Linked DNA regions of Homo sapiens: regions 2, 3 and 4 are each linked to region 1. The links are chromatin loops, found by intact Hi-C in ENCODE. Cell type or tissue: HCT116. All regions are shown on one strand.

What was found. A loop is a pair of places that touch in the nucleus more often than their neighbours do. Peaks named below come from ENCODE experiments on the same cell type or tissue, not always from the same donor. Only the 100,000 strongest peaks of a DNase experiment are listed, where the experiment ranks them.
Region 2: it touches region 1 in a loop (7-fold over the local background); 27 of 110 quality-filtered maps call a loop at or near these places.
Region 3: it touches region 1 in a loop (15-fold over the local background); 14 of 110 quality-filtered maps call a loop at or near these places.
Region 4: it touches region 1 in a loop (3-fold over the local background); 18 of 110 quality-filtered maps call a loop at or near these places.

The regions. Positions count from the first base shown.
Region 1 is chr13:44,238,743-44,246,742 of GRCh38, reverse strand. No RefSeq gene overlaps it. Among named protein-coding and RNA genes, the nearest start is that of MIR8079, 47 kb to the right of the region's middle. In HCT116, a CTCF peak has its summit at 3,282; DNase peaks (open chromatin) are centred at 2,292 and 3,362; H3K4me3 peaks cover 498 bases; H3K27ac peaks cover 2,782 bases.
Region 2 is chr13:44,310,645-44,318,644 of GRCh38, reverse strand. LOC107984552 (a long non-coding RNA gene) reads right to left here and starts at 7,403. Exons shown (of 3, transcript XR_001749973.2): 1 at 6,554-7,403; 2 at 1,924-1,997; 3 at 377-1,412. RefSeq lists an enhancer at 5,478-6,677. In HCT116, no CTCF peak of the experiment used is centred here; DNase peaks (open chromatin) are centred at 4,694, 5,244, 5,554 and 5,927; H3K4me3 peaks cover 1,345 bases; H3K27ac peaks cover 2,958 bases.
Region 3 is chr13:43,904,900-43,912,899 of GRCh38, reverse strand. No RefSeq gene overlaps it. Among named protein-coding and RNA genes, the nearest start is that of LACC1, 29 kb to the right of the region's middle. In HCT116, CTCF peaks have their summits at 4,311 (motif pointing left) and 7,276 (motif pointing left); DNase peaks (open chromatin) are centred at 3,900, 4,309 and 7,249.
Region 4 is chr13:44,138,070-44,146,069 of GRCh38, reverse strand. The region is part of intron 1 of LINC00390 (long intergenic non-protein coding RNA 390); the gene reads left to right. SMIM2-AS1 (SMIM2 antisense RNA 1) reads right to left here. Exons shown (of 5, transcript NR_104065.1): 2 at 2,333-2,513. SMIM2 (small integral membrane protein 2) reads left to right here. Exons shown (of 3, transcript NR_197392.1): 3 at 2,148-2,920. Among named protein-coding and RNA genes, the nearest start is that of LINC00390, 5.7 kb to the left of the region's middle. RefSeq lists silencers at 2,197-2,391, 3,829-3,978 and enhancers at 4,129-4,338, 4,005-4,964. In HCT116, no CTCF peak of the experiment used is centred here; DNase peaks (open chromatin) are centred at 2,719, 3,721 and 4,079; H3K4me3 peaks cover 2,448 bases; H3K27ac peaks cover 1,536 bases.

The sequences.
Region 1 (8,000 bases):
TTTCAGTATGAAACTTGGAGGGAGACACACATCTAAACTATATCACCTTCTGAAGCACCTAGCTGGCAAAGGCTGTTTTTTGTTGTTTTTTTTTTTTTTTTTTTGCAGTGGGTGTGTGCTTTAGTGAGTTAATTTTACACCATTGAGTTCCATAGTAACAGACATTGGGTTGCTGTCTTATACCTCACGTGCATCCATGTGAGGGGGTGTTTGAGAACTGTGGGTTCTTTTTAAAGATTATGAAACGATCGGTCCCTTGCTAATTAAGACGTTTTGCCTAATGGGGCAAAAACTGTATTTCATTTGGGGCAGGGGAGGGTCTCAGCAAGGAAGAAAGCCGGAAGCTGAGCTCTCAGTGTGGACTTTTTGGTTCAGTCCTTCTGTCCACACTGCAGGCTGCTTTGCTTCTCTTGGATTTGTGCTGCTTAGGTATGAGCTGCATTCAATGGAGGATGAGAAACGTGCGGAGGCTGGCTCTCTAAGCATCCAAACACCTCTCCCCCTTTGATGTTAGCTCCCAGCACTTCTTGCCATCATAGCAGCAAAGACCATGGGCTCCTTTTCTTTTCTTTCTTTCTTTCTTTTTTTTTTTTTTGAGGCGGAGTCTCCCTCTGTTGCCTGGATGGAGTGCCGTGGCACGATCTCGGCTCACCACAACCTCTGTCTCCTGGGTTCAAGCGATTCTCCTGCCTCAGCCTCCCAAGTAGCTAGAATTACACGTGCCCACTACCACATCTAGCTAATTTTTGTGTGTTTAGTAGAGATGGGGTTTCACCATGTTGGCCAGGCTGGTCTCAAACTCCCGACTTTAAGTGATCTGCTGCCTTGGCCTCCCAAAGTGCTGGGATTACAGGCGTGAGCCACCGCACCCGGTCCATGGGCACCTTTTCTTATGCCCAACTTCTGAAATAACTGGCTTACTTAAAGGCTTGCCAAATGTAGAATGGATAAGTGAAAACATCCCAAGACCAAGACTCATGATAACTAGTTTCTGGTCTTAACTCTAAGAATAAGTAGCTGGAAACTTGGTCAGCACTCAGGGTTTCTGGGCCTCCATATCCTTGTTTTTGAGATGAGAAAGTAAAATCGCAGGTCCCTTCAAACTCAGACCACTGCATATTGTCTCTGCTCCAGGAATTCTTATTTGTAATAATAATAGCTTGTAACTTACATTGTACTTCTGCCTCATAGTGAATCCTAAATGGTAAACCACAAACAGAATCAACCCTGACTTCCTATAGAGCGCCAAGGAGCTGAGAGGTCTCTCTGTCAGGAAAGAGGAAAATTCTATTATTGTTATTGTTATGATTATCAATCATTTATTGGACAACTTGGAATATTCCAGGCACTGTGCTAAATGCTTTATGTATATTATTTCCTTTGATGTTTCAACAATACTGTGGTTTGGTACTTTAATTTTCCTCATTTTATAAACAAGTAAACCAAAGGTCAGAAAGGTTAATCAACTTATCCAGGCTCACATGCTAACAAGTGGTAGAGAGGGATCAAAACCAGGTTTGTGTGGTTTCAAAATCTGTATTTCAGAAAAGATATGTCAAATAGGTATTTACTCTGCACCCAAATGGCGTGTGTGTGTGTGTGTGTGTGTGTGTGTGTGTGTGTGTGTGTGCAGGTATATGAAGGTATTGCTGTCTTGCTGTGAGAGCACTTCTTTTTCCTTTTATCTGCCTCAATTCTGCAGTGGGAAGTCTGTCCATTCCATGGAGATTATCAGCTGAAACAAGGCTGTTTCCCGTCAGACCTGCTTAAGCCATGTCAAGGTGTAAGAGTAACTGGATGCTTTACGTAAACAAAAGGACAAATGAAGGCCAAGCTGGAGTCTCACCTACCTGACTTTTACAGCAGTAAGAGCCTTAATAGGGGCATCAGCGATCTTTATATAAAAACCTAAAATGATTCGCAAAGGGGAAACTGGGATTGTTGGGATTGTTAAAACTTTTGATGACTTTTGTGACCATTAATTACAGTTGCTGAAATGCCTTTCCATAAAGAAGACAACTTCATTCAACTCTTCAATCTCAAGATTACAGCCATTTTCTGCACAGAGAAGGGTACACACTGAGGCATCCACAAGACCTTGATTTCAAACAAATTTGTCTTCCTTTCAGTTAACACTAACAAAGCTACCATTGATGGAAACTAAAGGCATTAAAACCCAGAGCACATCCCCCAGCATGAGAAAATGAATCAGACGATGACCGCTTTGAGAAATGGGCTCTGTGCTGGGACACACTGGGCTGTCTCCTCAGTACAGTCCCAGGCAGGACTTCATTATAAACCGCAGCCCCACCTCACACAGCGCCTCCTCAGCATGACTCACTCACAAAATCATCCCTGCTGGTGGGATGGCCGGCCTCTAACGATGGATTTGCTGTGCTGTTTCATGGAAAACAACAACAACAACAACAAAAAACACACCATAAACCAAAGACTTAATGTCCAGCTGGTGGCTGGGACACCTTGGTGAAGAGGACCCAGTAAACTCAGGGAGGCTAGTGGTGCTGTTTGTGTCTCATGTGGCCCACACCAGCCCACTGGCTGTTCACAATACATTCATCTAGTGTTACTTCAGGGGGCCTCCAGGCCGACCTCCTAACTGAAAACATCATAGACCTTTCACGCAAGTGTTCAACGTGCTGGTGTTTACTCCTGCTGCTGGGCATTCAAAACAACTGCTGATCCCTCATGTTCTCCTTACCTTTGTTCCCCTCCTTGCGAGTTGGGTGTAGGCCCCAATCAGCCTCTGCAGGCCTCTCTGAACCTCATGGTCTGAGTTTGAGGGGACCCAAGAGCTTGCCTTCTTATTTTACAGATGGGGATACAGAGGCCCAGAGACTCTGTGCACCTTGTCAAGGTCCCAGCGCTAAGTCTAGAAACTAGCTGTCATGTCATATCCCTTGGTCTCGGGATATTTTCACTTATCCATTCAACACGTGACAAGCATTTCAATAAGCCAGCTCTTTGAGGAGCTGGGAACAGGGAGATGAAATGGGCCTCTGCCCTGAGCAGCCCCTGGTCTTTGATGTTATGATGGCAAGAAGCACTGGGAGCTAACATCAAAGGGAGAGAGGCCTTCGGATGCTTAGAAAGAGTCTCCCCACAGTTGCTATCCTCCTCTGAATGCGGCTCAAACCAAATCAGCACAAATCCGCTAAATAAAACCACTGGAAAACAAGGTCAAAGTGACAGAGGCCAAGAGCACCAACAAAAGTGCCTTCTTATCCATCTTGGAGCCAAGCTGAAGAGCGGCCCCAAGTGACCAACGGTGGGACTCACGGCTGGGCCTTGTCCCCCCACCCCAGCACAGCCTTGGATGAATCACACACCAGAGAACAACAGGGCTATTTCTCACCAGTCATTTGTCAAGCTGACATCCCTGCCTAGAGTTATTTAGGGCTTTCTAAAGACACTTCTTTCCCTCCCTGCCGCAGGAAGCACCTGCACGGCTGTTGAGTTGTGGTTTTGCTCAATAGCGCTTTGATATCCCTTAAGGCCTTCATCAATTACTCTTCTGTCCCTGATGGGTTGGACTTTGGCTGAGGCAAAGACAGGGAAGCTTAGAGAGGATGATGGAGAGGAAGAGGATGGTGAGTTCCTCTGAGATCTGAGGCCAGCCACTGTCTGGAGGTGGGCTCTTATTGATTTCTGTGGGGGAACCTTCAGGAGAGGACAGTCTGAGTTCTTGGCCAGCTGGACTTGGACCATAACTGCCATGTTCCCATGAGGACAGGTCCCCCTCCTGGAACAGAGCTATGCTCCTGCCAGCTACTTAGAGGAAAAGAGCAGGCCTGTCAGATGAGTGTGACTGGAGCAAACCTGGTCTTCCGATTCAGCTAAATGACATAAGGCAGAGGGGACTTGGAGCGGGATCAGGGAAGAAAAACGGAAATAATGAGAAGACTCAGTGAATGGATCTCTGAAAGCAGTTAGGAGAATTTGAGTTGTTGAGTCTAGAGGAGGCAAGAGTGAACTAAGAATTAGCTTTGATTATAGGCAGAAAAACTGTGCATAAATTAGTGGTCATTTCTACTGAAAATATGGTGTGGGTTGGATTCTTGCTTCCATGGCTGCCCGAGGATTTTGCTCCAGTGTGCTGGCCTGTCTGGGTTATTGCATTATTCTTATTCATGAGGTGGTGGGTCTCCTTCCTTGGAGATTTGCATGAATGGAAATGACATCCTCCCAGATGGAATGGTTTAGGGAAAGTCTTCACGACACATATGTTTCTTCCCTTCAGTTTGCACTGCCCAACATCCCAGCTTGACCCTTATGTCTGAATCAGTTTAGCAGCCTCTTGACTAGTATACAGATGTTCCATCTCTGCCTCCTTCAGTCCACTCTGCCTATGGAGGTCCCACTTATCTTCCTTAAATTCATCTTGGATAATGGCAATGTCCTGCTAAAAATATGTTGATGCCTATTTATTTATTCATCCAACAAATACTGAGCACCTATTGTCTTGAGCACCGATTATGTGCCTGCTGCTTACTCCCGGGCATACAACATGGCACAAAGTGTAGTAGGGCCTCATCAAGGCATTCACTCAGCCTTCCTGTCCTTGTCCTGGAACCTTTTAAGGCCTCATCATCTGCTTTTAACAGATCTTTCTGACCTTTTGCCCACACAAAACCTTTTCTTCCAGCCTAGCCCATTCACCATGATAACCCACCTGGTGTCTTTCTTGTCACCCCAACTTCTGGATAGACTATCCTTATTCGGAGCCCATCTCTCCTGTGAAGCTAACACAAGTCTCCTTGCCTTTAGGAGGATTTCCATGGCCGCTTGGGTTTTAGAATTCTCTAGCACCTCTGTCCCCACAGTGTTTCTTCCTTAGCACTGGGTATGTTCTTCCTGAGTGGAGAGAACTGGCAGCTGCTGTGCCTGCCCTGACCTCCTGTGGCCTCACTCGCCGTGGACAAGTCCTGAGAGAGCTGGAACCTGTGGACATTCTTTCCCTGTCCGTGCTCTGCTGTGGATGATGACAGGGGCAGCTCAGGTGTTTGCTGGGGCTTCCAGAGCATTTGACACCATTAAGAAGACGGAGAGTATACTGAATGTCTAAACTTAAAGGGGGAGAGGCTTTGGGGATCATTTAATAAAACGACCTTGTTTTGCAGATATGGAAACTGAGAACCAGAGAAACTGATTTACCCAAAACCACAAGGTGACGTAGTAGCAGAGTCAAATCTTGTCCACTGTTAAGTTTAGCCTAAAGCTCCCTCCTTATATATTTTAAGTTCATCCTAAAGGTTTCTTCATACATAGTGAGCTGTAACCTAATGGATGTGTGAACAGACTGTAACTTGCTGTTGTGCCAATCATCAAGTTTTGGCCAGTCAAGGCCGTCCAACTGTTTAAATGGTGTTCAATAAGGTAAACACTGAGCTGTGATCAATCTGGCTGTTTCTGTACCTCAATTCTGTTTTCTGTGCATCACTTTCCTTTTTCTGTCCATAAATCTTCTTTGTCACCGTGGCAGCAACAGAGTCCCTCTGAACCTATTCTGGTTCTGGGGCTACCAAGTCATGAATTATTCTTTGCTCAAGTAAACTCTGTTAAATTTAATTTGTCTAAGATTTTTCTTTTAACTAAACTATCCTGTCTCCATATAGTTCAGCAGTTGGAATCCTAAGGAACCTAACATTTCAGGACACACGTAAAACAAATAGAAAGTGTATTAATTTCCTATTGTGCTTGTGACAGATAACCATAGATTTAGTGGCTTACACAAGACAGATTTATTATCTTGCAGTCTGTAGGTCAGAAGTCTAACATGGGTCTTACCAGGCTGAATTCAAAGTGTTGACAGTGCTGTGTTCCTTTCTGGGGGCCCCAGGGAAGAATCTGTGTTTCTACCTTCTCTACTTTCTACAGGCTGCTGGTACCCCTTGTGGCTCCTTCTTCCATCTCCCAGGCCAGCAATGTCAGGCTGAGCTTTTCTCACATTGTCTCATGGACTGACCTAATCTTCTGCCTCCTCCTTCTATTTTTAAAGACCCTTGTGATTACATTGGGCCCATCTGGATAATCCAGGATAATCTCCCATTTTAAGTCATTGTAATAGCAATCTCAATTCCCCTTTGGCCATACAACATTACATATTCATGGGTTCCAGGGATTAGGATGTGAGTATCTCTGGGCAGCCATTATTCTACCTACTACAGGAAAGAGGAAAATGAGGACAAAAACTCCACACACTCTCTCTTGCTTTCTCAATTTCTTTAATTCTCTATGAGGAGAAACAGTTAATTTGAAGATGTTCTAGACCTCTATATTCAACCTCAGGATTTTGTTCTGAGTCATGATCTGGTGAATTTGGTCAAGACACGAAGGAAAGGAATAAAGATGCCAAAACATACAGAAAAGAGGCTCACAAATGTTGACTAAGAGGGTTTAAGAACTAAGAGGAGACCCTCTAGTTTTTGTTTGTTTGTTCTTTTGTTTTTTGAAACTGAGTCTCACTCTGTTGCCCAGGCTGGAGTGCTGTGGTGCAAACTTGGCTCACTGCAACCTCCGCCTCCCAGGTTCAAGCAATTCTCCTGCCTCAGCCTCCTGAGTAGCTGGGATTACAGGTGCATGCCATCACCCCTGGCTAATTTTTGTATTTTTAGTAGAGACGGGGTTTCGCCATGTTGGTCAGGCTGGACTCGAACTCCTGACCTCAAGTGATCCACCCACCTTGGCCTCCCAAAGTTCTGGGATTACAGGCGTGAGCCACCATGCCCAGCTGACTCTCTAGTTTCTAATGGCTTGAGAATTCCCCTCTTTAAGGGTATGGGCTTAATTTGCAAAAGGTGAGTTGATGTGAGACATCTAGATGGAACGCCCAACTTCAAGGCCTATTGGTCAGTAAAATCAGCTAATAAGAGTGGAGGGAGTGGGGGAATGTCCCAGAAAATTTAAGGAAGGAATCAACTAATTTCAAGTTGGAAGGGTTTTACGGACTCATGATCTCACAGAGTCTAAAGGACCTTAGGAACTTCCTTGTCCAGCCTCACACCAAACGCAAGACGGCCATAGATCTTCACCCTTTTTTGTGAGGCTCTGGTTAGGGGTAGGAAATCATCTAGATTCCCTTAGATCTTCTCTAATTCTCTGAGTCCATCACAAATTTCATCTCTAATTAATTATTGGTATTGATGGAAAAATCAGGCAAACGATTCTTTCTGATTTTTTCTCTGCCAGAACACTAGGATGTTGATTGTTACTATATCTTCGTGTGGAGGGTCTAAGATCTCCTAGGCCACATGTAGTATTTAATCCTCACTTATGAGACTGTGAGGACAGGGAGAGAGATCCGAGGGAGGAAATATCTGCTAGCAGACTTGGTGGCCTTCACGGAGGTCTCCTCCTCAGATGTTGTAGTGGCTGTTGTTCAATCTGCCTAGCACCCCTCTCCCACCTCTTCTGGTAACAGACCCAGTTCCTTTAGCTGCTTAGGGGGAACATGTCATAGTGAATGGGCCAATCCACATAATTCCTAGAGGAACTTTTCAATCCTTGTGGGTTGGGAGATGCCTATCTACTCAGGTCACAAGCTTCGGGGAAGTACACGTTGCTGATGGCCACATCCCCACCTTATGGAGAGTGAGCAGGTCTGGGAAGACGGCATCAGACAGGAGCACAAAGGAGAGGGAGGGAGTCCTGAGGGTGTTTTCAGGTCCCTCAGTCCACCATCCTTCGTTATGGTTCAGTTACATGAACAAATACATTTCCCTTTCAGGCTTAAGCTAGTTTAAGATGTATTTCTTCTATTGGCAACCCATGAGTCCTGAGTAATTTAGAATTTTTCATTCTCAGTTTTCCTGCTTTCTAGAGAGTTGGAAGAATGAACTAAAGATCAGAAACTTTTCTTCTCAGAGTCCAACTGGTCCATGATGGTTTGGGGAAGAACCTGCAGAAAGAGAGGGCAGGAAATTAGCAAGGTGAGAAATCACAAAGGTTCTTATATACAGGATCCAGTTGGTGAATTGCAGGGT
Region 2 (8,000 bases), 72 kb before region 1:
CTGCTCATGAAAACTAATGATCACTGAGCACCGACTGTGTGGAAATTTCCTTTGGTCTTCAAACAGCTCTTTGTGGCAGGTGCAATGATTATCCCCATTTTTCAGATGAGGTAACAGGCATAAAAAGGAGAGGTAATTTGCCCACAATCACCCAGCTAATTAGTGGCAGATCTGGGATTTAGTCCAAGTCTGTCTGACTCCAGGACCACTGCAGCTGTTGACTTGGAAACCCTTCGGGACTTTATGCATACCAGAGACAGACTAGAAAACTCTTGGAATGAGTAGGTTCTTGGTAATCACACAGACCTGGGTTTGGATCCTGGCTTTTTGTATCAGCCAAGATGCTTTTGATGAAAATGAAAGAGAACCTGACTCATCCCAGCACAGATGCTTAGGAAATTTATTATCTCATAACACGAAGTCCAGAAGTTGGGCTAGCTGTGGGTTGGTGGGGTTGGCAGCTAAGTGGTGTCATCAAGGACGCTTGCCATCTTTCCCCCTTGCCTGTTTGCCATCCTCGGTGTTATTCTCCTCGGGAGCAGAATGCATTCACATTGTTGCTAGACCAGAAGAGAGAGATCTCTGACTGGGGAGCCCGCTCTCAGGAAAGGGAAACTTTCCCTGGGAGACTTCCAGCAGAAATATGTCCCAGGAATATTCTTGAACTCATTCTTGGCTGGGGATCATGTAGCCTGATTACTTTATATTAGCATGATGTGCATGAATGGCAGGGAGTCAACCACGATGCTCATTACACTCTGTTCTTAGTCACCTAACTTGTTTACATTTCCATTTCTTCATCTGTAAGGTGGCAGATTTGAGGATGCAGTGGGATAAGGGTTGGATGCGGCTGGCCAATGGGCAACATTCAGTAGTTATTAGTTGAGTATGTCAGTTAGTGGGGGAAGTGTGCTGGTTGTATAAGCCTGGGCTCTCTGGGGTGCAATCTTAGTCTGCTTAATACTTTTCACCAATCCTCACGCTTGCAGTGATAGAGTGACAACTTGGTAAAGAATGAAGTGCTAGTATTTCCCAAATTTTTAACTGTTCTTTTCTCCTTCTTCTTGTCCTGAACCTTTACTCCACTTCTTTATTGAATTTATAGAGTTGATAATAAAAATACATAAACCCAGAGTTTTAAGATGTTATAGAGCTCCATTATTAAAAAGTGAAAATTGGACTTCACTGAGAATTCACAATTTTCAAGATCCAAGCAAAATGTGGTAATTTCTGCTGTTTCCCACCCCTGCCAGGCTTTGTTACTTGTGTTCCTTTAAGGAGATTTCTGGTTTATTCTTTAATGCTAGAATTTATTTCTCTGTGTTATTATTCAATTCTTACATATACTAGGTGAAAAACAATGAGTTTTTACAAATTGTAGAATTCATGCACCTAAACAGTTGTGGTTCTTCCTGTAAAAACAGAAAGCATACATGTTATGGACTGAACGTTTGTGTCCCTGCCAAATTCATGTTGAAGCTTTAATTCCCAGTGTGGCTATATTTGGACACAGGGCCTCTAAGAAATTAATTAAGGTTAAATGAAGTTCTAGGGGTGGCACCCTGATCCGGTTGGATGTGTGTGCTTAGAGGAAGAGACACCAGAGAGCTTGCTCTCTCTCTTTTCCCCATGTGAGGACACAGTGAGAAGGCAGCAGTCTGCAAGCCAAGAAGGGAGCCCTCACCAGGACCTGACCATGCTAGCACCTTGATCTTGGACTTGTAGCCTCCTGAATTGTGAGAAAATACATTTCTGTTGTTTAAGCCACCCAGTCAATGGTATTTTGTAATGGCAGCCCAAGCTGAATAATATAATTCATTTTCTCAGTTAAGTGTTCCTGTATGACTGAGTCTCCCCTGGAACAGTATCAGACACTGCCTCTGACTATTTTGCATACTAATGTGTGGGCTGAGCTACTCTTACCCATTCTGTGTGTTCTCCCCATCTCTGGTGCACATGCATGTGACAGAATGTTATCTGGAGGTCAACTTTAGGATCTGTGAAAAACAAGAAAAAGAAAACTGGTTTGCAGTGCATGTTAGCATGAATACATGATTCCTTCCCTCCTTCTGTCCTTTCTGCCTCTCCCTTCTTTCCTACCTCCTAGTGTCACATGGATCAAACCACTGAATGTAACTTGTAGTTCCTGTCGAATCAATCAGTGAGGTCACAGAAATCATAGGCATGTTTTGTCATTTGAGTGAATGAGCCTTGGTCCCACATTGAAAACAAAGTACTAGTGCATCTTACCAGTGTATGTGGGTACAAAGACACCACTGATTTTGGCATCCCTGGTTGAATGTCAAGGGATACGGATAGGAAGTATAATGTGGTTACTTCTATAGCCAGTTCTTGCTTAATTCTCCAGGCTTTACCCGTTTGTTGCAACCCCAAAGCCCTGCAAATACATTACAAACTATAAAATATCAATGGATTAAAGGCAACGGGGTTCAACCTACAAGAATATGACAACAGGGTAATAAATTGTTTGTGTGCATTTTATTGTGAAAAAAATACATAATACTTAGAAATGTTTTAAAAGAAAACTACTACCTAGATTTCTTTCACCCAAGTACAATTGTCTTTGTTTTTTATGTTTCTGGACAGCTATGGCTGTATGTCTAAATTTTCAAATTGTTGTAATCATAACGCATATGTACTTCTGAATAGAAGTAGATTGGAAGCATTCTTGAACTTGACATTCTCAATTTCAATTATTTGCCTAGGACTTCAAAGATCACAGTGGTTTGTAATGTTGAGGGCTTTGATTTGGAAATGGCTAGATTTTAAAGCTGATGGGCTGGGTGTGGTGGCTCACACTTGTAATCCCAACACTTTGGGAGGCTGAGGGGGGCAGATCACGAGGTCAGGAGTTCAAGACCAGCCTGGCCAACATAGTGAAAATACAAAAAATTAGCTGGGCATGGTGGTGGGCACCTGTAATCACAGCTACTTGGGAGGCTGAGGCAGGAAAATCGCTTGAACCCGGGAGGCGGAGGTTGCAGTTAACTGAGATCGCACCATTGCACTCCAGCCTGAGCGAACGTGCGAGCCTCCGTCTCAAAACACACACACACAAAAAGCTGGTGTGCAAGAAAGTAAGAATCACACAGTCAGTAAACAAGCCCAGCCCACCATTGGTGGGACCAGCATTTCAACACAGCTTTTGTGCTTTCATATGAAGCTTGCAAAGAACTCTCATGACGTGATAAAGACGTTGTTTCTTTGCAGATTTAGGTAAATTTAGTTAAGTAGCCTAATGATGTAATATAATGCATTCTAGAATTTATTTTATTGGCAGAATTTATTTTTATAGCTTTATAAGCAAATCCTGAGTTTATAGACTCCTTAAGAGTCTTGAGGGGTTACTTAACATTTTTAGCTATTGCATTTTAAAGGGAAAATTGTATGCTACAATGGTTTCCACTTATTTGGGAATTTGCAGAGATATTAGGCTATACACCTTGTGAATATCAATAGTGTACTGTATTCTATCTTTTCACGTGACAGTTTACTTCTTATAAATATTTTCCCATGGTGTTACATAATCCCCATAAAGATCATATTAAATGGCTACACAATATTCCATTGATTTGTTGTATGATCATTTACCAAACCATTGTACTACCACTCTACATTTAAATTGTTTTCAGTTTAGCACTACTCAAGATAATGTTACAATGATAAACTTTTTGTCTCCTTTTGAAATATTTTCTAGGGATACATTCCTAGAGGTGGGTAAAAGAGGATGGACATTTTAAAAGAGGGTTGACTTTTGGTATATATTATTATATTGTTTTCCAAAAGATGTATGACCATTTACAATATGACCATCAATATATTAATACCAGTCGAGTGATGCAAAGTAGACAGCATTGCACATAATGACTAAGGTTTTCTGTTAGTTAAATGGGTATATAATGATTCAGTATTATTGCTTTACTTTCCAATGCTTTGACTTGTGCCTAAGTTGAACATTGTAAATTTATGTAGAATTTAAAGTTCTCTTTTAAATGATTGTTAAAGCAAACTAAATATAGACTGAGAATATATTCCATATTTGAGTCCTTGTGGACAGACTGCAACCAATTTAATAGGTAGACAAGATTGAAAACCTAACTTAGGAGTATGCACCTGTAACAATAGCTGAGTCTTGGCCAATCCTAGCAGCCATACTTCAACCACTCATACACTGCTGAGTGTTCAAACTGTGTTCAAGTAAGGCAAATGCAGAGTTGTAACCAATCCAACTGTTTCTGTATGTCACCTTTGATTTCTGTATGTCACTTCCCTTTTTTTGGTCTATAAATTTGTGTTCTGACTACGAGGCACCCCTGGAGTCTCTCTGAATTGGTTGTGATTCTGGGGGCTACCAGATTCATGAATCATTCATTGCTCAATTAAACTCCTTTAAATTTAATGCGGTTGAAGTTTTTCCTTTAACATGACGTATTTGTTCGTATCCTTTGCTGGACTTCTTTTAGAGGCTCATCCTGAGCTTTGGAGTCGAGGATTTGAATCCCAACTCTGCTATTTACTACCTGTGTGATCTTAAGCAAGTTAGTAAACTTTCCCAGTCTCTGTTTCCTCCTCTGGAAAGTGAGGATAGTCATGTGTCTCTCATAGAGTTGTTGAAGGATTCATCAGGATGGCACATGTGCAGAAGTACTGAGCACACACATTAAAATGACTCATTAGTTGTTAGTCACGCTACATGGGTTTGGTTTGTTGGTTGGTTTTTACCCCAGTCTGATCCCTCAGTGGCTTTCCTGTGCCTCTGGAGATAAACCCTTCTTGGCCTCTCAGTAGCCTGACCACCTCTCTTGTCTATGCTCATTCTGCCAAATCCACCCTTCACGGGAAGTGTCTCAAATATTTCTCTGCTTCAGAATTCTATCTATGCCTTCCTACCAGCAGTCCCTCTACTCATTGACCCCACCAAACTTCTTTATCTAGAAAACTCTGAATCACCCTTTAAAACATAGCCTCCAGAAGCTTCCCTGCTCCTCCAGCCTCCCTTTACTCCTCTCTCTTCCGTAGACCCATGTGTATCTCTCTATAGCATTTACTGAACTATACTACATTGTCAATTGACTTGTTATTTTCCTCAGATAGACTCTAAACCTCATGTGAGTAAAAACCATGTTTTATTTGATTTTACAGCCTCACTTGTAGCACAGGGCTTGCCATGTGGAAAGTGTTCAATAAATATTTGTTGAATGAATGAATCAGTACCTACATTACTCATCAGGCATGGATCCAAATGTCTCAAAGAGGAAAGAAAAGTCACTTTCACAGAGCAACCATTTGCCATCACTGGAATTGGTTGGATTTAGAGCAGCATAATGAGAGAAAGGGTTTCACTCAACAAGGGACAGCTGGAGATGTGTAAATTGTGGAACTACAAAATATCTATGTATGTGCTCTTAGTAACCTGCAATCACCAGTCATGGTTCTGAATGATGTTCTAAAACCTCTGAGACATTGCTGTAGGCTACCGTGTTCAACAGTGGGTGATGCATACACTGAGGGCAAACCACAAAGAGGAATCCCTAAATTATGATGGGCAGTGGTTGCATTGAAGGAAGTGATTAATCCCCCAAGATGAATATTTTCAAAGTGGCAACATCTATTTGGATGACTAAGTTCTGATTCAATTGTCTGAAAAATAAAAATTGATACATGCTTTGGCACATCTCTTAAGTGGTTAAAAAATACACACGTAAGGGGCATGGGTAGAGTCTAGCATGGGAAACCTTGGAATAAGCAAAACTAGAGTTAGATCTTGAAAGAAATGGGTAAGTGGGGAGTAAGCTTTTCTAACAAAAATAAGACATGAGGTGGGGAAAGAGTGAGGGGTCAGTTTCGGGTGAAGCAGAGGGGTAAGGGTGGAGTAGGATAGGGGGCTTACAGAGGTGCTAGAAGGCCACCTCAGGAATTCCTTGTTAGTGCAACTGTGCAGCTGAATGAGGGAAAGCCAGGGGCCTACTGCCTTCTAGGATGGGCTCCTAGAAGCAAAGCCTTGGATAGGATTTGGATGTGTGTGCTTTACTGAAGAGGTGTTCTCAGGAAATATCGACTAGGGAGTGAGAGGAGCAAGATAGAAGAGGGGAAGGAACTCAGCGAAGATCAGGTCTCAGGTGGAGATTAACCTCAGCTCTGTCCACTGGGGGGATTGGGTAGTCTCTTCATGAGCCCACTTCAGAATTGTGCCTGTCTTGAGGCCAGGGGGCTGGCCCTTTGTGCCATCACTGGCTGTTGGCCATCCTCAGAGGCAGAGTGCGGTTAACCTCCCCGCTGAGGTGCTCTGGTCAGCCAAGGGCAAACCTCCAGAAAAGGGGAGCAGCTGTGGGTAGAGAACAACCAAATTCTCAGCAGCCAGGAGATGGGAGCCCCACAGGGCAGAGAGGGGATCTGGATGAGGCCCAAACATCTCTATCTACATTCATGGTCACAGCTGATGAATTATTTTCTTCCCATTGCACATGGCTGCATCCCTGCCCCTTTTTAGGACTTTACTCAAATGTCTCCGTAAAGCTGTCTGTGGACTTACCAGTATGGAGGAGTGATCTCTTTCTTTAGATGTCCTAAGATGCTTCATCCATCCATACGTCACCTGCTAGATGGTCAGCTCCCCAGTATCAGGTCCTGTGTCTCATTCAGTTTTGTTGATCCCAGCACGGTGGCCAGCACATGGGCAGCGGGTGGTGGGGGGAGGTTCAGGATAAATGTGGTTAGAATGACAGAATGATGCTGTAGCCCCAAACAGGAAAGACTTCGGCTGTAAATCCATTTTTTTCTAGGTTGGGTCCTAAATGCTCTTGGTTTATTATCAGAACATAGCTCTGCTAAGTCCTTTATAATCTTGCTTTTCCCCCTTGAGCATTAATATAATCTTTTTTCTATCCCTTTGCCTGTGTACTACTAGTACAGCTTGCACAGTCGTGAAATTATAGCAATTCTGGAACGGCAACTTCGGGTGTTTTGTAGGATGCTTTCAGAAGACTAGCTTTTGAGCTACCCAGTGTTCAATCTCGCAGATGAATGTTGGGCCTATGAATTTCGTATTGAAGTGATGTATTTGACATGCCCATGAATACATGCGTCTGCCACACTGTGGCCTGCAGCCAGGCTGCAATGCTGAGCCTGCCTTCTGGATCCTCTTTTGAGAAGTCCCTGTAGAAAGCCTGCTAATTGCTTACCAGCAGTGGAGCAAGATGCCTTGGAAATTGCCCCATTGAACCTTCTTTTGCCCTTCAAAATGTCCTGGTGTTGCCTCTGTACTTCACATACTGAAGAAGGACCATGTAGAGGTCATGTAGGGCTTCCCAAGGCAGCATGGAGCCAGTCACCGTGGCCTGCAAGCTTCAGCTTGCTGAGTGTTTGGTCTCAAGGTGGAGAGTGGTGGGGGTTGGCAAGGAGCCTGTATTCTGGCAGAAGGACAGCATTTTCTGTACATGTTCTTTTGGAAGAACATTCAGGATGGTATGTGTTTCATCACACTATGCAACCTGATATATCCTGGGCAGGCTGGATTCATTATTTACCTTGTATAGTTTAATCAAACCGAATCTCCTTAAAAATGTTATTGGCAGAGGTGGGGAGTAGGTATTCCATGAAGCCTCTGCTGCCAAGTGTTAGAGTGCTTGACTTTTCATAATCCACACCGTCTGAAGGCCAAACATGTCATCTATTCAACTTAAGGGAAATTAAGTGATTCAGAAAAAACAGTGAATTCTGATTTCTTTTCTAGATTGAGGATCTGTATGTGGTCAGGTTTTTTTTTTTTTTTTTTTTTTTTCTTGAACAAAGCTACTTGCTGGCCAGAGAGAGGCAAATAAATAAGTCACTTACCACAGGCAACCAGGGTGCCCATTTGGGACTGGGTGATGTTCGTCGTGATGGGACTAATTAACTCTGGAAATGCTGAACAGGTCATGGTTAAGACCCTTTTGAAATGATTGGTGCCAGGCTTTTCCTGGGCATTAGTCCCTGTCCTC
Region 3 (8,000 bases), 330 kb after region 1:
CTTCCCTTACATTTTGTGACAGCACTTACTTTTTAGCAGTGACTTTATATTATATGTCTATTTGTTTATTTGCTTATTGTGTACCTCCCTGACTAGAATGTAATCCCATGAGGGCGGGGACTTGGTTTTATTCTCTGCTATATCCCAGCACAGAGAATAAGGTGATGGTGGTATGGTATATATTAGGTATTCAATAAGTATTTGTTAAGTGAATCATTAATGTCCAAATTTATTCTTTCAAATCATTGAGCACTCATTTATGTTATGTAACAGTGCAAAGCAAGCAATAGCTTTAGCTCTAAGAGTGGGATCACTGCAGGCTGCCTGGGTTATTTACCACACAGCACGCGGAGGTGAAGGGCACAATGGTGAGAGGGTGGAGAAGTGGCAGCAATTCTAATTTGTGCCCAAATAAGGGAATGGCAAATCCAGTCTAGTTTAAGACAGTTGAGGTTGGGATGGGGAAAACAATGGGATGGGTGGGCCTCAGCATAGGGGCACAGCTTCATAACTATCAGGTGAAGAATAGAGACAACAGGACTCCAAATACAAACAAGGCAATCCAGAGAAACTATCAGATGTTCTGAAGCAGAAGAAAATTTGCCTAGCCCACAGGCGACCCACAGGAACCCAGAGCCTGGTTCCTTGATTTCCGCATAGGCTCATGGCCACCTGCAGATGCTGGATGCTCAATCCAGAATCAGCTGTGGGGATAGGGCTGGGGCAGGTTCTCTGGGGAATGCAAAAATAAATATAATCTCTACCTTCAAAGAGGCTGCAGATTTATAGGAGATGCTAAGACACAGCTAATAGAAGTAAAAGCATTACGTAACATGTAATGTGCTCAGCAGAGCCGTGAAATCACAGCAAATTATATCTGTAAAGGAGGCTATTTATGGATTGTGTTTAAATATAGAACTAGTCTCTTGGGTGCAAGAAAAAGAACAATTTACTAGTTACATATCTCTTCATTTGCAAAATGTAGGGTTTAGAAAGAATTCTTTTTTATGTTTCCTTCCAGTGCTAAATTGCTATGATTCTTAATTCACATACATGTAAGCCTATATAGGTAAACTTGTATACATAGATAATAAAATCTCATTAATTTGGACTTTGATTATTTTGAACTTATGACCAACCATCAAAGTAAGGCTAGTTGAATTTTCATTTTATTTTATCAGTAATATTAGTAGCTTGTTCAAAAAGAGTGTAGACAAATTATAAAAGGAATGCTTACCAACTTTAAAGAACAAACTGTTTTCAAAGCATTTAGAACTCCTATTTGCAAACAAATAGCTGAAGTGGATGTCAGCCACTTGGACTGATGTTTTGATGCATTTCATACAGATCCCTGAACTAGGGCCGCTTGGAGAGAAGGGAGTTGACACACCAGGTCCCTGACCCTCATCTCACCTCAGAGCACCAGGAAGCCAGAGCTTGCCTTGACTGAGGACAAAACCAGAGGAAATCATTTGCAGAAGCACCGGGCCTGGCAGATTATGCCCTGAGCCTCCTGCTGTATTTCTTGCTTTGGCAGAACAAACTTTTTTAACAAAGAAGATGCAGTCTTCTTTAGGTTATTGTGTAAAATTCATCCATTGAAAATGTTTCTTGAATGTCTACTACATTTATCGAATGTGCAGGAGGCACTATTATATATCCTTATTACATTATAGATTTTCAGTACCAAGTGTTTATTTCATTTACAGCTCTTGAGGATATATTTTATCTTATTATTCACAGTTAATTGTAATAAAAGTTTCAATTGTATTACCTCAAAAGGCTACATGTGGACCTCACAGGCAAATGGGGATGTTACTAAAAGGAGAAACAAGGGTGATTATGTAATACTAAAATTTATCAAAAGCTTTTATGACTAAGGTCAGAAAAGCTGAAAATCAAAATGAGATGCAAATTGAAAAATGCCAGGAAGGGAATGAAAAAACAGAATCTGGAAACCACAGAAGTAAAAATTTTCATTATACCTTAGACAAATCATCACAAAGTTGATCCCAAATTGAAGATACATATAAGAAAGTAGTGGGAGGCCGAGGCGGGCGGATCACAAGGTCAGGAGATCGAGACCATCCTGGCTAACACGGTGAAACCCCGTCTCTACTAAAAAAAAATACAAAAAATTAGCCGGGCAAGGTGGCGGGTGCCTGTAGTCCCAGCTACTAGGGCGGCTGAGGCAGGAGAATGGCGTGAACCCCGAGGGGCGGAGCCTGCAGTGAGCCGAGATCGCGCCACTGCACTCCAACCTGGGCGACAGCGAGACTCCGTCTCAAAAAAAAAAAAAAAAAAGAAAGTAGTAATAGGAATTATACAACCCCCCTCAGATGAATTTAGTCACCCTCTGTGACTGAGCCAAAAGGCTAATCAAGAGAGGCCAAGGTCTTCAATCTCCCTTGAACGCACCAAAGTCATTCGAACCAGATGTTTTTCCTGATGCTGCTTTCTTCACCCACTGTCTGACTTTGCAGCTATTGTTCTATCTTCAGATCCTTGCTGCAGTTCTAGCTTCTTGGTGCAGCCCTTCCTAATTCCTCCTACCCAAAATGAGAGCCACTTTCTGGATGCCCCGGAAACCTTACAACATTGCAGTTTACCACTAAATGGTTCTCTAGTGAGTATGGAGTTCTTCTGGATTAGGCTACAAATACCTTACTTGCAGAATTCATACTGTAAACATTTTAGTGATTTATTAACTTGTAAGAAAAGTCTTACAAGACATAAAAATTTAGTCATATTAAGTAAATATTGAATGAATGGCATTTGTCAAAAATAAAAACTGTAGAAAAATAAAACCACTTTGGAAAATTTGGGATGTAAGGTTCATAATACCCATTGCACCTAACTCCTTATAAGACATAAAGGAGGCACTTTTGGCTGACAAATCGATTGATGAATGAATGGTAGTAAGAAAGTTTTCTTTACTGAGACCTTTCATTCTAACCTACATATTAATGTATGAAATTGATTAGTGCAAATAATCATACAGTCATCTCAAAGTAAACTCAAAACATTCACCACCACCACCACTACCACCACCACCCCCTAAAAGCTGCTCAGCCTCCTGTATCCTTTTATGCCTAGTTAAAGGCATCACTCCTCACTCAGTGACCTAAGCCAGGAACCTGGCAGTCACAAAGTACTTTCTCCTTATTCCCATATTTGATTCCTCACCAAATTCTGTTGACTGTCTCAGATCCATCCCTGCCTCTCCTTCAGCACAGATTTTACTTGGTTCAGGCCTTAACATCCCCACCCACCCAGACTCTAGGGTTATTTCCCAGCTGGTTGCACATATCTGGTCTCACCTCTCTCCAATCCATGCCACATCCAGCCAGAGAGGATCTAAAATGCAAATCTGTTCACATCATCCCCTTTCTGTATCTTGTAATGGTTCTAATGCCTAAAAGATAAAGTCCTAACTTCTTTGCATGTCCTTCAAGGGCCCTTTTAATCTGGTTTCAGCCTTTCTTTTTAAAATCAACTTTGGCCACTTGCCTATATGCATCATACCTTCTTCCCATCTAAAATTTCAGAGTCTAAAATTGTCAGACTTGAAGTGCCAATGCATTTTATCTCACTGTGTAGGACAATATTTGACCCTGTATCCATTTAAACTAGTTGACTTACCTCTATATCTAAACCAAGGACCAATTTATTTCTTGATCACCTCTGCAAAGCTGATACTTTGGTCACCACGATGGCTGGTAAATGCCCCTAATATAGCAATTATTTGATCGTATACGCATTTAACCTACTAGAACTTCTCTACTGTCAGAAGGGCAGGGAGGGACATAGCAGATGCTGGCATGTGAGGAAAGTATATAGTTTGGCATTTCATATATCAGCATCACCATAACAACCACTCAAATATTTGTTGAACATTGGTGAGTCAATGATGAAAGAGTTTAGAAGAAGGAATTTCAGGGAAATGGAACAGCAGGAGCAGAGGCAGCAGTGAACTTGCAGTAGGCTAAGAACAACCCAAGGTAGTTTTTTTTTTCCCTGACACTGCTAAATTGAAGGTTTTTATAAAGGAGCTAAAGATGAGGAAAGTAGCCAATCTGAATAAGCTGTGACTCAATAAGTAGAAGATGAAACCAAAACATACCTCAAAAACTTCTGCCTGGGAGACTGGAAGATTGGTGACACCTTGATGGAAAACAGTAAGACTGAATTGTACATTCAGACCAGTTCTCACCATCTGAATTTGAAAAAGAAAAAAAAAGTCTAAGAGGAAAAACTGAATAGTTACTACAAATTACCTACAAACGTCCTTGCCAGTATGAGGATTTATGCCACCTGGTGGCAGTTTATCTAATTTTGTTATTCAATTCTTTACAATAGTGCAAACTCTCAAAATTTGTACTTACAAACTTGAGCACTGTGTCAGGCATGAAGGAGCTATTAAATTTTTTTTGTAGAATAAATGGATGAGTGGAATGTGTAAATAAATTATTCAATGAAGCAAAGCTCTGTGATGAAAAAAGCTCTGATCCAAAGGTCAAGACAGTTGGCATCTAGTTTCACACTAACTGTCGAGTGATTCCCAGGAGGTCACAGACCTCTCTCCCAGCTCTACCATTCCTGACTTTATATTGGGGTTTTAGTTTATTTATCTAAAAAAAATGATATGTAAAAATTTCTTACAGTTATAGTATTTGAGTTTTTTATATATAAATTATATATATATAACAATATGTTATATATAGCACAAACTCAACAAAAACTCAAATATAACTGTAAGAAATTTTTACATATCTTTTTTGTTATATATGTATATTGGGATTTTTATTTGAAAAATTATTAGCTGAGTTCAAAAGTCCTTGAAGAGTCACAACATCAGAGGGTCTGTCAGGAGTGATATGTACACTTCTGGCAGTTGAATTTGAACTCACAGCTGGAGGAAACTTGCTGGTTCTAAGTTCTCTTCTGATTATGTCATCATTGTTTCTCTTTAGCCAGATGTTTCTAATGATAGCTTTCTAGATGACATTCCTCCTATTTTGTCCAGCCTCCGAATCCCCTCCTACACAGCACATTTGACCCCTTCCTATGAGTATCCAGGCCATACTCACAGGTGGGGTTTGAAGGGTGAGTACACACTGCTATGTGGATTTTTTTCTTTTTAGGCTAATATTATGTTTAATAAATGGGATTATGCTATTGTATGTATTTGTCTAATTTTCTCAGCTAAAGCAAAAGATCTATCCAAAAGGAGGCTTTTTAAAAAGTCGTATTCCTAATACAAGGTCTTTATGCAATAGACACTCAGTGTGTCCTTTTCAATACTGATCTTTATGATGAGAGTTAAAAAGCATTATCCAATTTAGGGACCAGGGAGGGGCTATATAAGATGATTCGGAAGTACTAGTAGTGCCAGCAAGTAGCAGCGTGCTAAAATCACACCCCACAATAGTGGGAGTACGTCAAAGGGACACAGGAACCCAACTGAAAAAGCACCAATGGCCAATTTAAGAAAAACAAATAAAATAATATTAGATTATAATCTAAAGTATATAATAAATATCCATGAGTTCATACTAACTTAAATAAATGATTGAATAATGGGAGAGAGTAGACAAATCTCAGGTATAGAAGAATTTGTAATAATTGATGTAGATACTCCACCGTCACAGTGTGAAACACAACCCTCCACTCTTTAAGTGTGGGCTCTGCACACACTGCTATAGAGTGTAGTATGGGAAGGCCAATGAAAGAGTAACCTTGTGATAGAAAAACCTGGCAAACACTGCCTCAGTCAGACTATCAACAAATGCTAAGTCAGGTTGGTAGCACATACCCTCCATGTGAGGTAATGAGAATAGCACGTTACCTCTGTGGTCTTCCTCCCCCAAATCCATATCTTCACCCTAATCATGAGAGAAACATCAGACAAATCCCAATTGAAGGACATTCTGTTAATACAAAATACCTGGCCAGTGCTCCTCAAAGCTGCCAAGGTCATGAAAAATAAAGTCTGAGAAACTGTGATAGCCAAGAAGAATCTAAGGAGATATGACAAATAAATTGTAATAAATTATCCTGGATGGGATCCTAGAACAGAAAAAGAACACTAGGTGAAAACAAAGGAAATCTGAATAAAGTATGGAATTTAGTTAATAATAATGTATCAATATTGGGTCATTAATCACAACAAATGTACCAAACTAATGTAAGATGTTTCTAATAAATGAAACTGAGTGTTGGGTGTATGGGAACTCTGCACTATCTGTGCAACTCTCTGTAAAAAGTTTATTTTAAAAAATGGGTCAAATCTCCCATCACACTCATCAGAAACTAGTGCCATGTTCGGAGATGCAAGGAAACGTCAAACTATTACTAAATATCTTTTGGAAAATTAGATAGCAGAAAACTAGATAGGATATTTTAAAAGCAAGAATCTTTCCTTTGAGGCAGGAGGAAGATAAAAGATGGCTTAAGAGCAGTTATATATTTTTTATTTGAAAAAAGTATAGTTCATTAAAGAAAATATAGGAAAAACTACACAAATGCAGAAAAAGGAAACAAAAGCTTTCATAATTTCACCATCTAACACAACTAAGTTAGTATTTTATTTTCAGTTTTTAAAATATGTTTATTTTTGTGATTTCTTCTCATAGTTGTAGTCCTACCTGATTACACAATTTAATTTCTTGGAAGGTTTTCCCTCTCTTCATTGAAGACAATCTTACGTAGAGCAAGTTAATTGGTGCCATTCTGCATTTCAGACAGAATTAATTTAAGTGAAAGAGAACCATATGACTTTGCAAGACTATGTGAATATCTAGAATCTGCTCTATTTGTCTAGGAGGTAGTGCAGAACTAAAGGGGTACATATGGTACTATACAGAAGCTTAAAGGTCTATCTCTTGATTTCACTGTGGAGAGGGTATGATATTTAAGAAACAAAATGGAGAAAGGGAAAAGTCTATCACCAGGCAAGTTCCTTAGAACTAAGAGATAGGTTACAGAAATAAGAGGTAGGATAATAGGTATTTACCAGTTCTCATGCTAAGAGTATTGTTGGCAGAAGAAAGAATATGATTGAGAGTAAATGGTAGGAAGTATATAATATTAACATTATTATAATCTCCATAATCATCTCTAGGGAGGAGCTTGCATTCAGACAATACTGTTTCTTAAGATTCACTACAATGGCTATTTTCCAGATAAAAAAAGTTTGACATCTTTAAATTCCGTTAGATTGAGGCAACTAGAAACAGTAAATATTCTTGAGTACATACTGCCACCCAGTGGATATATCTGTGTGATGCACAAAGCATTTGCGAACGAAGAGGACAAAGAGGTTTTGACTATGATGCTAGTGTTAAAGCTTTGCTTGCATTCAGTGAAGGCCATAGATCCTATGTAATCCCAAACTGAATTACACCACTCATTCAAAATTCTAGACTAGACTTTAATACACATTTTCAAAGTATTCTGATAAATATTACCAGAGGCTTTTGGCAATGGGAGAAAAATATTATGTGTGCTTACCAACACTATAGATACTAACTTCTTATTAATATTAATAAAACTAATGTCAGTGAATTTCCAATAAGATGAATCAGAGATACTCAACTTCTAGTAAGGAAGGAAGAGGGATGTCATAGCAGAGACTAGACAGTGGAAAAATTTGGCAAACACTGCCTCAGTCATATGATCAACAATACTAAGTCATATTGGTAGTATATACCTTGGATATGGTAATCTTGACTGCCTTGGATGCTAAGAACTCTGGCATGAAGTCTAAGAGAATTACACTTTTGGCATAATAATCTTGGATTTCCCTTTATCTGAAAGCTACTAAAGGTTTACTAGAGTGGAAATACACGCAGACAATGGATGGAATTTGGGTCATTTAAATGAATATTGAGACCATATTTATGTAGAGACTTCCTAGGGAGTCCTGGTATTCTGTAGATAAGTCCAATTATATTTGTGTTTCCTAAAAAGGAATAATACAATTTACGGAACTGAAATAA
Region 4 (8,000 bases), 100 kb after region 1:
TGTTTTTTAACCCAGCACGTGGTTCTCACCAGATGCTGAGCAGATGTTGGCACCATCCTTCTCATACTTCCCAGACTGCACAGCTGTGAGCTAAATAAACCTCTTTTCTTTATAAATTACCTAGGCTTAGGTATTCTATTATAGCAACATTGAACAGACTTAGAAAAGTCCTCAAGGCAACACATACTTTTGACATCTACTTAGACACACAGATTAAAAGGTTACATAACCACATCTCTTTCTAGAGATAGGTTGCAAATGAATGTTTTCATCCATAACATTTCAAGTAATACATTGAAACCTCATCAATTCAGACTAATGGGAGCAGGAAAGAAAAAGTTTCTTTTAAATTTGTGGTATATTTCAATTTCAGGCTTTTTTCCCCAGGCCAGTTTATTTTGACATCTACCAAGCACCTACCATGTGCTAGGTATGGTCCTGGACACAACACTGGCTATATGAATGTAAATACGACATGGTTCCTGACTTGGAGACGCCTAAAGCCCTTTGATAAATGCCTTTCTGTAGACTTAATATACCTATATTCACTCTAAATATAACTTGTTTCTTTAAATCATATGGTTATCTCTGCCTGGTTTTGTCTGGAACTTTCCTTCCTGCCTTTCCTATTTGGTTAATTATTACTTGTCTTTCCCACATCAAAACCTTCTCTGGCTAAGACCACACCTCTCCTTCTCTTCCTCCTTTCCTTCCCCAGAATCATTCTCTCTGTTCCTCTTCTGTTTCCCCAGGGCCCTCCCTATAGCCTTGTCCACTGCACCATCCTCACTCCTTTCCCACTATTCTGTGTGTTCCTTCAGGGCAGTGACCATCATTTTATTCTGTCTTTCTAGCACAGTGACTGACACATGGGAGATGCTCAATGATTTCTGATATTGTTACAATGAATGAATAAATAAATGAAACTAGAATTTTTAACTGGAGATCCTGCAAGCCTCTTTTTAATGAATTGTTTATAATTGGGAACACTCACTCCTAGAGACCTAGGCCCCCAAAGTTCCTCATTCTCCCCCAGTCAACTAAGTTAACATCTCTTAGAATATCTTATTACCTCAGGATTTTATTAGATTCAGCCATAGGAAATTGCTATGTTTTGTGCATCAAAAACAGCTGAACATCAGCACATCATACAGTTCAAACTAATACTTAACAAATCTGCTCAATACTAATGGTGCCAAGGTGAACATCAAAGTGTCCATATTCAAATGTTCTAGGTTCCAAATGAGAAGACTGGTTTCCTTATCTCATTCTGGGTCTCCCTGGCTTATGTCTCCAAAGCTATTCAGAATGGTCTGCTAAGCCTGCTGCTTCTTTCAGCTTTCCTGACTGGGTCCACAAATGCTTAGAGAGCTGTGCAGAAATCATCCTTTTTAGAGTCACTTATGAAAGGTTAGCACTTATAGCCAATTAGCAAAAGCCCAGTACAAAGCAAATCTATAATAATTGTCTTTGCATACCATGTGGCACAATAGCTATTATTCATGCCATAGAGAGAATATCCAGTTGTTGGATGGAGGGGCTTGGGAAATGGTAGTTTGGTGAGGTCCCAATCTTGCTGGAAAGGGAGTCACATTGCTTGTCCTTGGGCCTTTAAGTCTGCAGCCCTGCTCTTGTCCTATATGGCCAACCCTCCCCACACCTCACCCCAGGACCAAGCTTTTGTGAGCTTCACAGCCTTTGCTGGAGACTTTGCTCCATTTCCAAAGCAAGTGGTGCCACTGACTCTCAGCCTCTTGCCTCATTTCCTGTCTATCTCACGTTCACCCCTTAAATCTCACAACCAATATTTCTCTACAGGAATCACCCTAGACTTCCCTCCTTCATGGAGACTGCATTTTCTCTGGTCACTCAAAATATCATTTCAGGATGTTGACAGATCACTTGGGACCCAACCCCCGCACTACTTTTACTTGGCTGATGTTGTCCAGTGCCCCTCTCTGTTCTTTACCAGTCCCAGAGAAAATGATTGAGAGCTAATTGATCCAAAGGGGCAGAAAAAGGGATGAGAACATAGGCCTGCCTCCCAAAGGATCTTCCTTTTGCCATAGGTCAGGTTCAAATGTCATATAACATTGGTCAAAACTCAGCCTCCACTCACCCCTCTCCTCACATCTCATATTCCCCAGGCTGACCTGGAAAGGTGGAGGAAAAGAAGGCAGAAGGGAGAGATGAAGCCCAAGAACCTGAGTATTTTTCTCAGGCAAGACTCAGGACTGCTCTGGACATTCAGAAGCTGAGTGTGCAAGTGTGCTGTGTAGTTCAAGGCCACCACCACTGAAGAGGCCAAGGACACCTTAGTAGGAATTCTAACCTGGCTTCCAGGGAGAGGTGCTTCCAAATTGGCCCTGTAGGCAAATTCACTTTTTTCACCCTCTAAGCGAGTAAGTGCTTGTTCCCAATTTCCATGGTTTAGTCTTCAGTTTCAGTCTTTGGTCTCCTCTGGTCTATCAGCTCCCATCTCTCTCCCAGTCTTTTTCTTTATTCTGTGACACCTGTTGAATGAGGCACATAGGGTTTGTAGTCACTGTAGTGTTCCTTGTGGTTGTGAGGTAATAGGCTAATATTATCACTTTCTCAGAAAGTCTTCAAAATTATCATGAGGAGGTGATGCATTCATCTGCTGGGAGGTGTCTGTGTGGTCAGATAAGATGATGGCTACATTCCATTCCTATCCTGTCATTCAATCATTCTTCCTCCAGGGAGCCACTGAGGGACGTGATAGTCCAAAGCACTCAGCTAAAACGGAATTGCAAACATGGTACCCACAACTTTGGTTTCTTATCATCCATTTGTATATCTGCATGTAGTCTGTCTCTGATTTAGGGTTTAGGTTCCTCTGTATTTTTTTTTCTTTTCCTGCCCTTTGAGAGTTTAATAAAAGCCAGAAGCATCTTGTAAATGGTGACACAAGAATCATTATCAAATACACCTCTTGCACAATAATATATAGTACAAACATTAAGGTGTGTGGCTTTATCAGCTAGATTGCGTGAATGTAAAACAGCTCCCACATTTTTTAGCTAGATAGGTATTTAACGTCTCTGTAAAATGGGAATTATAATAGGATGTACCTTAGTGTTCACTGTAAAGATTAAGTGACTTAATGTATACAAGCACTTACAACAGTCTCTGGCAAATAGATGACAAAATATATATTATCCATAACAGATGTGGTGGAAATATTTATTATCTCTCTTAAGAGTGTTCCTCTGCAGTTTAGAACTCAGGGACCCCCTTGAAGATGCCCCTGGATCTCCCGAAGTCTCTGGACCTCTAAGAATCCCTAGTTTAGCAGAAAGAGTCCCAGACTAGAGGTCAGAAGACCTGGGAATGTTCATAGCCCCATACACACCATTAAGAGCCGACCACGGGCCAGTCCTCTTACTAGATTCTGCTGTCAGTTTACGAATTCTTCACCAGTTATGCAAGGTGGCTATCTTTTCCCCATTTCACAGACGAAATAAATTCAGAAGGGTTTAACGACGTAGTTAATGCTAGGAGCAGAAAACACGGGTCTGTCCGAGCCACTGTTAAGATCCTCCTTTAAAATCCCGCCACATGGTTCTGAGAGTCAATCTCTCTTATTTCTGTCGGCGTCAAACAGGAATATCACTACCTTGCCCACCTCACAGGGTGAGATTCCAACTAGAAAGTGTTTATGCAAGTCCGCCGTGGGTCGCGAAACGGCGGCTGCCGTCGGAACTGCGATGCCAAACACAGTAAACCTCAAGGACAAGCGAGCCGAGCCGAGCCGAGCCGAGCCGAGCCGAGCCGAGCCGAGCCGAGCCGAGCCGAGCCGAGCCGAGCCGAGCCGAGCCGAGCCGAGCCGAGCCGAGCCGAGCCGAGCCGAGCCGAGCCGAGCCGAGCCGAGCCGAGCCGAGCCGAGCCGAGCCGAGCCGAGCCGAGCCGAGCCGAGGAGGCTTGGGATCCCTCCTCCAGGCCCGAAGCCGGAGTCCGGCGCGCGGCTGAGTGGCAGGTGCACTAGCCAATAGAGCTGGGGGAGGCGGAGCGGGCGGGGCTGCCCTTTGGCCGCGCTCGGCCTTGTGGGAGAGCTAGTGGCTGCTGGCTTGTGCGCGCCGGTCTCATCGCTGCTGAGGGTCAGCAGAGAGCCGCGGCCTGTGGGGCGTTGTCTAATCCCAGAGCGCTGACTGCGGGCACCGAGAATCCTGGCGTTAGTCCAAGGGGCCTGGCGAAATCTCGTTAACGAGTACTGCAGGCTGTTGGTGAAGTCACGACGTAGTGCCAGTGGCCTCGTCCCGCTCTGCTCAAGGGACCCTCACAGGCTGTGGAATCCGGGCGTCGGGACCTCCGGGGACCTGGGCCTTCTGCTTCCACTCTCATTCCTGAATGTTAAAGGGGCAGGGCCGGACCGGTAACAAGGGAAGGCTGGAGAAATAGCAGGGACGGATTTTCCTCCCGGAAACACATTTGCAGGCCTCCTAGAAGGAAAAATCTAGAAACAGTGGGATTGGGGAAAGAACGACGTGGCGGTTCTCATGTCTTGATGGGATCCCCCTTTGCCCTTGGGACACCAACATCTCTCACCTGCTTTATCGTCATAATCTTCTGACTGGATTTCCTGCCCCAAGATTTGCCCATTCCTGTCAGGCCCACTCCAGCCCAGGGTGATTGCTGCCAAATGCTGCTGATCACTACATTCCCCAACTTAAATACCTTTACAGAGTTCCCCGTTGCCCTCGAGACAAAGGCCTGACACTGAACTTAGCTCTTGAGGCAATGGAGGTTCCGGCTTCCTGATTACTGTTCCAGCCCCATTTCTGACCACTTTCCACTCTGTTTCCCCCAGTCAGGGGTTTATGAGATTAATAAATGGATGAACAAGCTATTTCTAGAAATATCAGCAATATTATCAGAGTAAAAGGAACCATTATAATCTGAATGACGATGAAAACCTATTGTGCTCATGTATCACTTCAGATGGGGAAGTCAACTCTGTCCTGGAATCCAGGGAACCTGAATTCTTATGTTTGCTCAGCTACTAGATTTTTCGCATAATCTGCCACATGTTGCATCCAGTCTTTGTTCCTTAATTTATAAAATAGGGCCAGTGAAGGAATGTTTTCTATACTCATATCTTTATCTTTATGAGCTACTTCAAAGATAAATCCAACAGAACAGGGAGAAGCACTTTACACATTCAAAGTATTACTAATGTGTAACAAGATAGACGCCATGATACACACCATGAATTACCTTTAAAATCCTTTTCTGGGACACATAGAACTTGCACTTTATATATCATGTAAGACAGTGGTCCCCAACCTTTTTGGCACCAGGGACTGGTTTTATGGAAGACAGTTTTTCCACAGACCAGGGTGGAGGTGGGGAGAACGCTTTTGGGATGATTCAAGCACATTAGATTTATTGTGCCTTATTATTATTACATTGCAATATATAGTGAAATATACAGCGCACCATAATGAAGAATCAGTGGGAGCCCTGAGCTTGTTTTCCTGCAGCTACACGGTCCCAACTGGGGGTGATGGGAAGCAGTGAGAGATCATCAGGCATTATATTCTCCTAAGGAGCGTCCAACCTAGATCCCTGGCAGGTGCAGTTCACAATAGGGTTTGCACTCCTATGAGCATCTAACGCTGCTGCTGATCTGATGGGAGGCAGAGCTCAGGCGGCAATGCAAACAATGGGGAGTGGCTGTAAATACAGATGAAGCTTCGCTTGCTTGCCTGCTGCTCACCTGCTGTGCGGCTCAGTTCCTAATAGGCCATGGACTGGTACCAATAGGTGGCCTGAGGGTTGGGATCCCCTGATATATGATACCCGAGGTTTATCTTTATATCAGGCATGCATTTAAAACACCCCACAGATTTCTTTTCTTACGGCTGCATTTGAGGAGCAGCCTGGCTTATAAGCCTTGACTACTTCTGCTCACCACCTGTACTTTAAATAGAAGGAGCCATGGGGGCCTGGAGAGAAGATGTAGAAGAAGGTATTAGCTAAGGAACCCAGCTTGGATGAGGTTAAGATGGTTTTGACTTGAAACTTTAAGAATTAATGGCCACAGAGGAATTGGAATACCATGAAAAATATTAGAATGTGGAGTCATGGGCTGCTGTAGGTCCTTGCTCACACCACTGTCTTAAACACCTCATTTTCTCTACCTTCAGTGCCCTTTCCCAATCTGGGGTGCTTCTCTCCCTTTCTTCCCCCAACCTCCCAACATGCATACATTTTTCACTTAGCTAACCCTTGGGAGATATAATACATGTTGCATGAATGAATAAAGAAATGAAAAACTGATAGATGGATGAAATGGACACCATGGGCATGAAACCAGAAGATCTGAGTTCTTTCTTGGATCAGCACAACAACCTTGTGAAATAAGTGGGGCAAAAATTTATGGTGCCATTTTACAAGTGAGGAGACTGAGGTTCAGAAAGTTAAGTGACTTAGTTGAAGACACTTAACAAAGTGGCAGAACTGGCCCTTAACCCTTAGGATTTTTTTTTACTCCCACAACATCATAATTCTTGAAGGCAAGAAAGTCTTAATTTCCACATTTTCAACTGAAAACAAGCCTTCTTTAAAGAAAGGAATGTATACACACCTGTCTCCTTCAGCACCTCCCCACCTAGGCAAGTGATTGCAGAGGCAAGCCAGTATTCACAGGCTAATTTTACAGACAAGTCTAAATGGAAAGTAGCACCTGTTAGGAACATACTCAAGAAGAACTGGACCTCATGAAATTTCAGCCCACTTTTGTGCACTCTTCTAGTGGAAGACTTCTGCACAGTTCTCTGTGTATCAACAGAGTCTGGTTTCATGGCAGGGGAGGAACTGAAGGAGGAAAGAAAGAGAGAAATAATACAGCATATTTTTTCAGAACTATTTCTCCAGAAACACTGAATAATTCAAAGGGCAAGGGCAATTCAGTGATCAGAAGTGCAGCAGTGAATGAGCTCTAAAAAATAGAACCACTCTTTAGGTCTCCAAGGGACAAGATAAATGAGAAACTTTGGGCATGAAAATGTTGATGTGAGCTCATACGCCTCACCTTTTTTGCTTGCTGTGATTCACATCTGTTCCTATAGACTGAAGCTACACTTCCTAGGTTTTGAACCCTGGCTCTACCACAAGCTAGCTTTGTAATGATTCTTAACCTTAACTTTGCCTATTCCCATCTCATAAAATGGGGATAATAATAATTAATACCTCCCTTGTTGGATGTTGTGAGAATTAAATGAATTCATTGATATGAATTCCCTTAGATCAGTGTCTAGCACATTGTTAATGGTATTGTCACTATCTTCATTACAGCTGCCTCTTGGTAATTGAAACAGAGCATATACTTTTAAGATAGTTATTTTCAACGGGGTTTTTAAAAAGAGGGAAAGATTGGCCAGATCATCTGAGGTGCTTTTACACATTCTGGCTTTCCTCCCCCATTTTCCATTTCTACCCTCCTGGAAATTAAGATTGTTTAGGTCTGTGAGCTGGGTCTGGTGGCTCACATGTGTAATTCCAGCGACTTGGGAGGCTGAGGCTCTGAGAGGATCACTTGAAGACAGGAGTTTGAGACCAGCCTAGGCAACATAAAGAGACACCCATCTCTCAAAAAAAAATTTTTTTTTAAAGTTAACCAAGAGTAGTGACACATGCCTGCAATCCCACAATCCCAGCTATTCAGGAGGCAGAGGTAGAGGATTGCTTGAACCCAGGAGTTAAAGATTGCAGTGAGCCGTGAGCATGCCTCCGCACTCCAGCCTGGGCAACGGAATCAGACCCTAACTCTAAAAAAAAAAAAAAAAAGATGATAGGTCTGTGATGGGGCATGGGCATGTGTATTTAGAAAAGGCAAATATGGGCCGGGTGTGGTGGCTCACGCCTGTAATCCTAGCACTTTGGAAGGCCTGGGTGGGCAGATCACAAGGTCAGGAGATCGAGACCCTCCTGGCCATCATGGTGAAACTCCATCTCTACTAGTAATACAAAAATTAGCT